Linked DNA regions of Homo sapiens: all the other regions are linked to region 3. Evidence: chromatin contacts called from ENCODE Hi-C or POLR2A ChIA-PET data. All regions are on one chromosome and are shown on one strand. Each heading gives the region's core, a stretch centred on a gene start or an enhancer-like site at or near the end of the contact. The rest is flanking DNA. Distances are from core to core; before and after follow the strand shown. Region 1 overlaps PRPF40A (pre-mRNA processing factor 40A). Region 2 overlaps FMNL2 (formin like 2). Region 3 overlaps FMNL2 (formin like 2).

What was found. A loop is a pair of places that touch in the nucleus more often than their neighbours do. ChIA-PET counts read pairs that join two places held with the same protein, here RNA polymerase II (POLR2A). Pooled maps may share reads with other maps.
Region 1: a loop to region 3 is called in a pooled map, with 2.6 times the contacts of the local background. The contact joins two enhancer-like sites. A Hi-C loop is called at or near these places in 2 of 50 pooled maps. POLR2A ChIA-PET finds 5 or more read pairs at or near these places in 2 of 52 experiments (CD4-positive, alpha-beta T cell and activated naive CD4-positive, alpha-beta T cell).
Region 2: a loop to region 3 is called in a pooled map, with 2.7 times the contacts of the local background. The contact joins two enhancer-like sites. A Hi-C loop is called at or near these places in 2 of 50 pooled maps. POLR2A ChIA-PET finds 5 or more read pairs at or near these places in 6 of 52 experiments (H1, MCF 10A, OCI-LY7 and 3 more).

The regions. Positions count from the first base shown.
Region 1 is chr2:152,692,687-152,695,689 of GRCh38, forward strand. It overlaps PRPF40A (pre-mRNA processing factor 40A), which reads right to left. Exons shown (of 26, transcript NM_001365597.4): 3 at 1,856-1,936; 4 at 352-382. Among named protein-coding and RNA genes, the nearest start is that of PRPF40A, 23 kb to the right of the region's middle. RefSeq lists an enhancer at 1,673-1,722. Within about 2 kb of position 1,550, at least 5 of the 41 ENCODE cell types and tissues checked have a DNase peak (open chromatin) inside an H3K27ac peak, as active enhancers do.
Region 2 is chr2:152,465,642-152,468,442 of GRCh38, forward strand. The region is part of intron 1 of FMNL2 (formin like 2); the gene reads left to right. Among named protein-coding and RNA genes, the nearest start is that of FMNL2, 130 kb to the left of the region's middle. Within about 2 kb of position 1,475, at least 15 of the 41 ENCODE cell types and tissues checked have a DNase peak (open chromatin) inside an H3K27ac peak, as active enhancers do.
Region 3 is chr2:152,593,213-152,595,912 of GRCh38, forward strand. All of the region lies in intron 9 of FMNL2 (formin like 2), which reads left to right. Among named protein-coding and RNA genes, the nearest start is that of PRPF40A, 120 kb to the right of the region's middle. Within about 2 kb of position 1,308, at least 8 of the 41 ENCODE cell types and tissues checked have a DNase peak (open chromatin) inside an H3K27ac peak, as active enhancers do.

The DNA.
Region 1 (3,003 bases), core at 300-2,799, 100 kb after region 3:
TATGGTGAAACCCTGTCTCTACTAAAAATACAAAAATTAGCCAGGCATGTGCCTGTAGTCCCAGCTACTTGGGAGGCTGAGGTAGGAGAATCGCTTGAACCTGGGAGGCGGAGGCTGCAGTGAGCCGAGATTGCACCACTTACTCCAGCCTGGGTGACAGAGTGAGACTCCGTCTCAAAAAAACAACAACAAAAACAGAATTCAATTATCAATCCTATCCCAATTTCCTATTGCAGAAAAAAGAAAAAGGAGGTTATATAAAGTCCAAGAGATCCTGCTTTTACTCCTCATAATAGGGCTGCTACTGTCCAAATGAGGTCTAACACATACCACCATACAGAGTATACGTACCTGCTGCTACATCCATACTATTTACTCCTGGCTGTAAGAAGAAAAATGAAATTAGTATTATTCATCTTTTTAAAAGTGTATTTTATATAAGTTCCTCATAAAGCACAGTGAAATCAGTACCTGCTATGTATAATCCTCAAGCCTCTGACTCATATTCTTAGCAAAACTTTTAGTGGTCTCAGTTCCCCGAGCTTGCTATAAATTGTAAAAGAGATCAGCAACCGAGACTACGGGAGTAGTTTAAATGTTATATGGTCACCAAGTGTACACAAGGTCCTCAATCCTTTACCCACAATTCTGGAAACCAAAACCCTCTGAAAGCCAACTTTTTTCAAGTATGGTACCAAAACTCACTATAGTGGCAAAACCTGCCCTACATGAACATGAAACTCCACATCTTCATTTATCCCACTTCAGAGTGAATATCCGTTTAGTTTAGCTGCAAAAATATTAACATTATTAAGTTAGACAGCATTGCCCTGGACCCCACAGGAAATGTTTACATATTATATGCAATGTGTTACTTTCCAGTATTATAAAGAATTTTTGAAATATATCTGGTCTTAGGGTTTTGGGAAAGACACTGCAAACTTACCACCCCAAGGAGTATGCCACATCTGTTTATTACAACCACAACCACATAAAGAATAAAGAAGTTAAACTAACTTGAATTTCATAGTAATTTATATTGCTATACTACCCGACAGAGGTGGTAAGGCTGTTCAATAGATTTTCTAATTAATTTGCCACAGCTGAAGTCTCAGAACGTGGATTTCCAATTAAATATTGATTCCTAAATCTAGTATTAAATCACATTATACCAATTTTTAATTAGCGTTCAGTGAAGTAAATGTTTACCCTTTAAAACTTAAATGTTATCAGACCAATAAAATGCTTCTGGCTCACAATGTATACTTTTCAGTATTCTGGTCTTAATACAGAATTAACCTAGTAATTAAGGATGTACATATAATATCAATATAGGAAAAAATGTAAACGTCTATCATTGTAGTTATAGAAACTAAATCCAGGACAAGCACAGTGGCTCATGCCTGTCATCCCTGTGGGAGGCCGAGGCAGGAGGATCATTTGAGCTCAGGAGTTTGACACCAGCTTAGGCAACACAGGGAGACCTCATCTCTACAAAAAAAATTTAAAAATTAGCTCGGCGTGGTGGCACGTGCCTGTGGTCTCAGCTACTCAGAAGGCTGAGGTCGGAGGATTACTTGAGCCCACGAGGTTGAGGCTGTAGTGAGCTGTTATCATGACACTCACTGCATTCCAGACTGGGTGACAGAGCAAGACTCTGTCTCAAAAAAACAAAGAAAAGAAAAGAAACTGAAACTGAAAGTCCACGGTAATTCTTGTATTTTATTACAGTACTACAGAGGCACTTCAACAGCTAACATGATTGCCTATAAAATACATAGATATTATTCCATATATATAAAAGCAATCAATCAAAACATTACTTCACAGAAAATAGTTATTTTCACATGATTACCGGTAAGGCAGGCTGCATGGAAGCCTGAGACATATGAGACATCATCATTCCAGGCATTACTGACGACATCATTCCAGGCATCTAAAATAAAAGTAAAAAAAGGTTACCATAAGACCAAAGCACTTAATATGACTTTAAGAATCCCATAACTTAAGATTTAAAACCACTAAACACTACACCATGTGAATAGTATGCTTAGTAAGTGCTTGTTGAATGAATGAAGTACTTTATCGATAATCTATTTTAATACTTATGTCACAGTTTATATATATGGTCAAAATTATTTTAACAAGTAAATTTAAAAGTTTGGACTATTATGTTATTTCTAGCCTGAATTTAAAAAAACATTAATCTCCTTTTAGTTATAACACAACATTCATATTTTTCTCACTTCTTTGGAGCAAGAGAATTTAAGATAAAATTTTTTCTGTATTTTTCACCTTTGATTTTTAATATATGCACTGAATAAATTTTACAATGTGGCACATTTCAAAATCCTAGATCAAAGGTGCTTAATATCCAAACAATGACTTAAAAAATAATCTAAAAAAACCCTTTTTAAGTCACACGTCATTTATCCCCTCTCATGTACAGAAAACTTAAGGCACATACATAAATATCTGAAGGTATTAGTTTGGGAGCTCAATCTAGTTTACCAATAACTACCATTCAAATCTATGAATTAATTCTACTAAGTTTGAATATAAATCCTGAAAATTAACACAAGTTTCTCAAGAATTTGACCCAATGTTCATCTATATTAGTATAATCCCACGTTCCAATTTTGATTTTAATGACCATTAAAAAGATCTAAGGAAATTCAGAAGGGGACAAAAATTACATACAATAATCACAGGTATTGGAACAAGGTAACCAGTTATTAAACAATTTCAAAGTAAATGAACATTTTGAGAAATAGAAACAACAGAAAAGAATAAGCATATGGCCAGCAGGAACATATAGATTGAAGCCTTTTAAAGGTATGTAAGAACATTCATACACTGAATTGTATTCCTTGTGAAAGTAACCCATGAAGCTAAACGAGGCTAAAGTACCTATTAAAATAAAGTAGCATTGAGTTAATGGGTTAAAAACAACCAATAAACTGTCTAAACATCATTAAACAAGAACTTTTTGACAAAAATTGT
Region 2 (2,801 bases), core at 225-2,724, 130 kb before region 3:
ATCTGGCTCAAGCTAAGCAGTTGGCATAAGTAGGGGAACAGAAGGCTCAGAATTGTCCACTGGAAGTACTCGGCTTTTCTTTGGAGAGATCAGGTTTCTTCCATGGGAAAATGATGTCAACACACTTATCTTAGCACTTTGCCTCGAGGGCACCTGTGGGCTTGCGCCTAGAGCAAAGGAAAGGGGTTCCCTAAAACTTCCTTTCTGTTTTGGGAACATGGAGATGTGATAGAATATCCCTGATAAAAGCATCAGTTTATGGTGGAGGTGAGAGTTTATGACCAGGACCAGAAAGTTGCTAGAAAGGTTGCTAAGTGGAGAATTATGGTTGGTTATTTTCAGGAAGCAACTTAATGTTGTGGGAAGAAGCACTGGACTAGGATTTGGGAAATTTGAGGTCTAATCTTGATTTTACCTTAACTAATAAGATGATCTTGATCTTTCTGAGCCATGGTTTCCTAACAGGCAAATAAGGAGACTGGTTAGGAGACTCAAGAGAGCATATAGCAGGTGTGGTAAACCATGCAGCACTTTATAGTGTGAGGACTGTCTGAACCCTGTCACTTGGCGCCTCCATCCGGACACCACGTGTGCCCTCCTGCCCGCTGCGGGGGAGGACATGCCCCTGATGGGTCTGGGCTGCACTGGCCTCTGGGTGACTCATTGGCGTTTTGTAAACCACCTTATCTTTGAAGAAAATGTTTTCCACTACTAGTAAAATTTCTTTCTTTTCTGTCTTTATTTGTTTCTCTTTAAAGTTTTCTTAAACTGAGCTAACTTCAAAGAAGTATCTGGAATTCTCTTCTTCCTCCTTAACCACTTATAGCCCCCTTATCCCCAGTCATCATTGTAGTATATCTAATTGTTGGTGGATATAATGTGGGCCACTTTGGATTTGAGTAGTCAAAATCAGAGCCTGGCTAGTAATTGGGTTTGAAGGAGAGTTGAGCTGAAGTCATCTCATGAAACAAAAATGGCAAAAGACCATCCTATTAACACTGGACTTCCTTTGTCTTCCTTCATAAGATCCCTCAGGCTTTCCTTAGTATTAAGGAGCAGGGGGAGAAGACGGTGGCATATACTGCCCTTTAAATATGGCATTTCTGAACTTAGCTCTCCTTGTACTTTATCAAGTGAGTTGTCTTCCTCTCTCAACTAGATCCAAAGAAACATGGCAGCCTCTGCAGTCCCCGTGAAGTGCTGTGAGTGGGATGCCAGCAATAAAATCATGTCTTTCTATGGATTTTTGGTTGGTGTTCTAAGGCTTGCCGCTTCTCTTCCTAATAAGCCTGCACCGATTTTGTCCCTGAAGATTTGAGGCTGTGAAATATTCTTCCTTCTTCCTGCCTCCTCCAGTCTGGGAAGCTTCACTTATAGCCAGAGGGCTGAGTGAGGTACAGCTACTCCTACAATGAGGCAAGCCTTAGTGTTCTTGGCTTGCTTCACTGTGTTTCTGACACTGCCTTACCTTAACTCTTGAGTAAGCCCCGTTTCCTGGGCAGAATCTCACTTCTCCTTTCTTGCTGGTCATTTGGCTCTTTTTTTTCTGACAAGAGCTGGATCTTGCTTGTTTACCATCTACCCCAGCACCTTATTCTTTTTTCTTGGAAGTGCCAACATATTCCTCTACGTGCTGAACCTGTTCAGTAATTCTTGTTGGATTGTCATTCCTTTGGCAAACTGAAATGAAACACACAAATCTCAAAATAGATGTAACCAGACTCCTCAAACTTAATAAATACCGTATGTGCTTACACTAGGAATCTTGCTTGTCCCGTTTGTTAACGGGTACTTCACCCCACTCTCCTGCCTCCTGCTTCTTCCCTCGGCCCCTGTTTCCTACAAATCGAAGGCTGACAGAGCTTTTCCCCTGTGAATGCTGCTGACTTTACCAGCAGCTCATCCTGTGTAGTTACGCTGCATCTTTTGATGCCGTGCACTCGTTTGGATAGTATATGCTGTTTAAGGAACTGTCTGTGCTTGTATTATTTTGTTTGTGGAGGATGTAAATGATATAGGGTTAATTCTGATTGCCATCTTCATAGTGAGCTCGCTGTGGACTTTATCAGTATGTACACAGCATATGCATGTGTGCACACAATAGGTTTTGCCATGGAGTGCTTCTTTCTTCCGAGAGCAGGCCTGGTCAACTGTTGATGCAAGCAACAACATTTGTTTATTGAGTTCTTAATCTGCCAGGCACTGTGCTAAGCTATGTGTGTTTTAGCTCATTTAATTGTCAAAATAACTTGGTTAGGTAGGTACTGTTGTCATCATCACCCCATTTTAGGAGGACCTGAAGCATGGAGTTGTTAAGCTACTTGCAAGTGATCAGAAGATCTGGATTTTCAAGCTGGGCAGTTGGCCTCCAGAGCTCAGGCTCTTACCCATTTCTAAATCACTGCTCCTAAGTTGCTAAGGCAAATGATTGAACCAGGAATTGGTTTAGCCCCTGAATGACAAAGCATAGAGTAGTCATGGCTTCAGTGTAGCACTGATACCTTTATTTGAGGGATTCTGAAGAATTCTGACTTTATTACAGCCCTTGAGGCCTTTGATTAAGAAACTAATTCCCCTGATACATAATGAGATTTCTCTCTTGTTTCCTCAAAAGTGAGTGTGTATAGATCTAGGGCTGTGCCGTCCGATACAGGAACCACCAGCCTTTGAGGTTGTGGAGCACTTGAAATGTGGCTAGTGTAACCTAGGAGCAAACAGTTTAAGTTTATTTCAGTTCAATTAATTTACATTTAAAAACACTTCAGTTACTGGAAAACTTTTTCTGTATTTGGAACAACTTG
Region 3 (2,700 bases), core at 58-2,557:
GTGGAGAGACTGGAAACCTGTGATTAAAACAAACAAACAAACAAACAAACACCTCAACTAGAAGATAGATACAAATAGAAGGGAAAAAAGAGAAAGGGAAGAAATTCACAGTTACATAATACTTTACAGTTTAGAAAATGCTATATATATATATTGCATTTGATTCTGTGGAAATCTGCAAAAAGCCTTTTATGTAATTTGGATAAAACTTTAGGAGTATTGTGTAGCTCTGCAGAAAATACAGTAGAGGGGAGAGATGCTGGAGTCTGGAAGACAGGTGGTTCAGTTGTCAAATGACTCAGCCTTGGACCCAGTTTGTGGCCATGGCAATGAATATGAAGCCAAAAAATGAAAGAAAAGGCAATAAGAGATAGGGTGATCCACCGAATATGAGAATGGACACGAGGAGAATAAGAATCTGTTCAAATAATATACACTTAATGAAGAGGAAAGTAGCCCAACTATAGTCAACAAATACAATCTGGGGATTTCTTTTTTCAGGCAAAGAAAATAAAACTTTTTTTTTAATTTATTTTTTTAGTGGGGGTGTAATGCCCGAGGTCAGATTCTTAGCTGTGCAATGAAGGTAATGAATGAGAGAACAAGTTTAAACAGAGGTGACTAGGGAGAGAGAGAGAGAGAGAGAGAGTGTGTGTGTGTGTGTGTGTGTGTGTGTGTGTGTGTGTGTGTGAGAGAGAGAGAGAGAGAGAGAGAGCGAGAGAGAGCCAAATGGGGATTGTAACTAAGTAACTAAGGAGGAAAACTCCCCCACAGGGACCCCAGTCCAGAAGGAAAAGAGTGAAGAGACAAGGTTAGAATGGGCTAGAAGGATGCTCAGAAGAGACCAGCACAGTACAAAGGGGAAGGTGGTCAAGAGGATGAGAGGATTCCTGGTGGGTCTGGTATATTGTGATGTAAGTTTTTGCTTTAGGTGAGAAGTTAGTCAAGTGGTTTTTATATATCTTCCAAGTCTACAATTTTATGATTCTATATAAAACTTTGTGTACACATGCCTATGTATGTAACATGTATTGTGTGTACCTATTCAAATAGTTCCCTCTAAGAAAGATTAAGTGCTTCTTTGACTGCAGATATGAAAACAAGGTACCTAGATAATAAAATGATAGGTGCTTTCATTTTTCAAACAAGAACAAAAACTGACATGTTTGAGGCCAGTTGGCAGGAGAGCAACAATCCTAAAAGAGATCACTATGACTGCAGACAGTATTGTGACTTCCGGCCTAAGTTCCCTTTTATGACTACTTGGAAGGTGGCTGCGTCAATCCCTTGGCTCAAGTTTCATTTCAAAAATCTGCCATGTGTCTAAGGACGTCGCTGTTTCCCTAGACTGAGAGTGAGCTGGCTGTGCTGGCCATGCTGTTAGTACCACCGCACGAGGTACTGTTGAGGACTTGTCTGTGGAAGAAGCATCCCTGGCTTGTGTAGCTTTTGAAAGATGGAGCTTTTGAGTCTTGATTTAAGCTTTTAGTTTCCCAGCTCCCCTGTCCTACCCCAAACTGTTCTGCCCACTGCAGCTCAACAGCCATTCTTTATTCCTTTCAACACAGTGGTATATGTGGCTACTGCCCAGCTCTTTAATTCTATGTATCAGTCTGCCAAGAATATATAGTCAGACTCGGTTTTCATTCACAATTGACTGAAACACACTCACTAGAAGAAAATAGCCCAGTGGTTCCTACTTATGGTCCAACAGTCACTGTCAGTCACCCTTCATCTTGCAGTTGAGCTCTCTGACAAGATGTTCCCCGCAAACTCTGCGTCACAGGGGAGTGGAAATGGCCAGTCATGGTAACATGAGCTTTAGGCTCTGTGTTGTTTTGGCAGTTTGGTTTTGGCAGTGGAAAATAAGGGCTCCTTCCCTGCCAATAACTGTACTAGCAACACATGTGATATCCCAGATTTACTGGTTCACCACCAAGAACAACACTGAATTTTTCATTTCATTTTCAACTATTTTCCAGGAATAGATGTAAAATTAGTAAATGGTGCTTTCTATGTGGAACGTGTCAAGAACATGTTTAGCACATTGGTAAAAGATAATGATCTTTTTGTTCCTTGTGTATTTGTTCATGATTGATTGATTGATTTGATTGTTGTTGCTTTTGAGGCAGAGTCTTGCTCTTGTCACCTAGGCTGGAGTGCAGTGGCGCAATCTCGGCTCACTGCAACCTCCACCTCCCGAGTTCAGGCAGTTCTCATGCCTCAGGCTCCTGAGTAGTTGGGACTACAGACACGCCACCACGCCCAGCTAATTTTTGTATTTTTAGTAGAGACGGGGTTTTGCCATGTTGGCCAGGCTGGTCTCGAACTCCTGACCTCAAGTGATCTGCCTGCCTTGGCCTCCCAAAGTGCTAAGATTACAGGCATGAGCCACCATGCCCGGCCCATGATTGTTTGATATTATGGTGTCAGGCGTCCCAGACAAATTTGTTTACTTGGGTGGATTCATTCAGTATGAATTTCTGAACTTTGAGGAATGTGTGTTCTATATATTTTTTTTCCCATGCGGAGGAGATCTCTTTCTGTCCCTTTCCCATATTCTTGCTTGAAATCTAACATTCACCTGGCTTTGGGAAAAGAACATCTTCTAGCCTTATAATGAGTCTAATGTGACAGAGTGGGTACATCCCAGAGATAATCAGAGAACAGTTAGGGGCTGTTTCCATCCAACCTGATAAG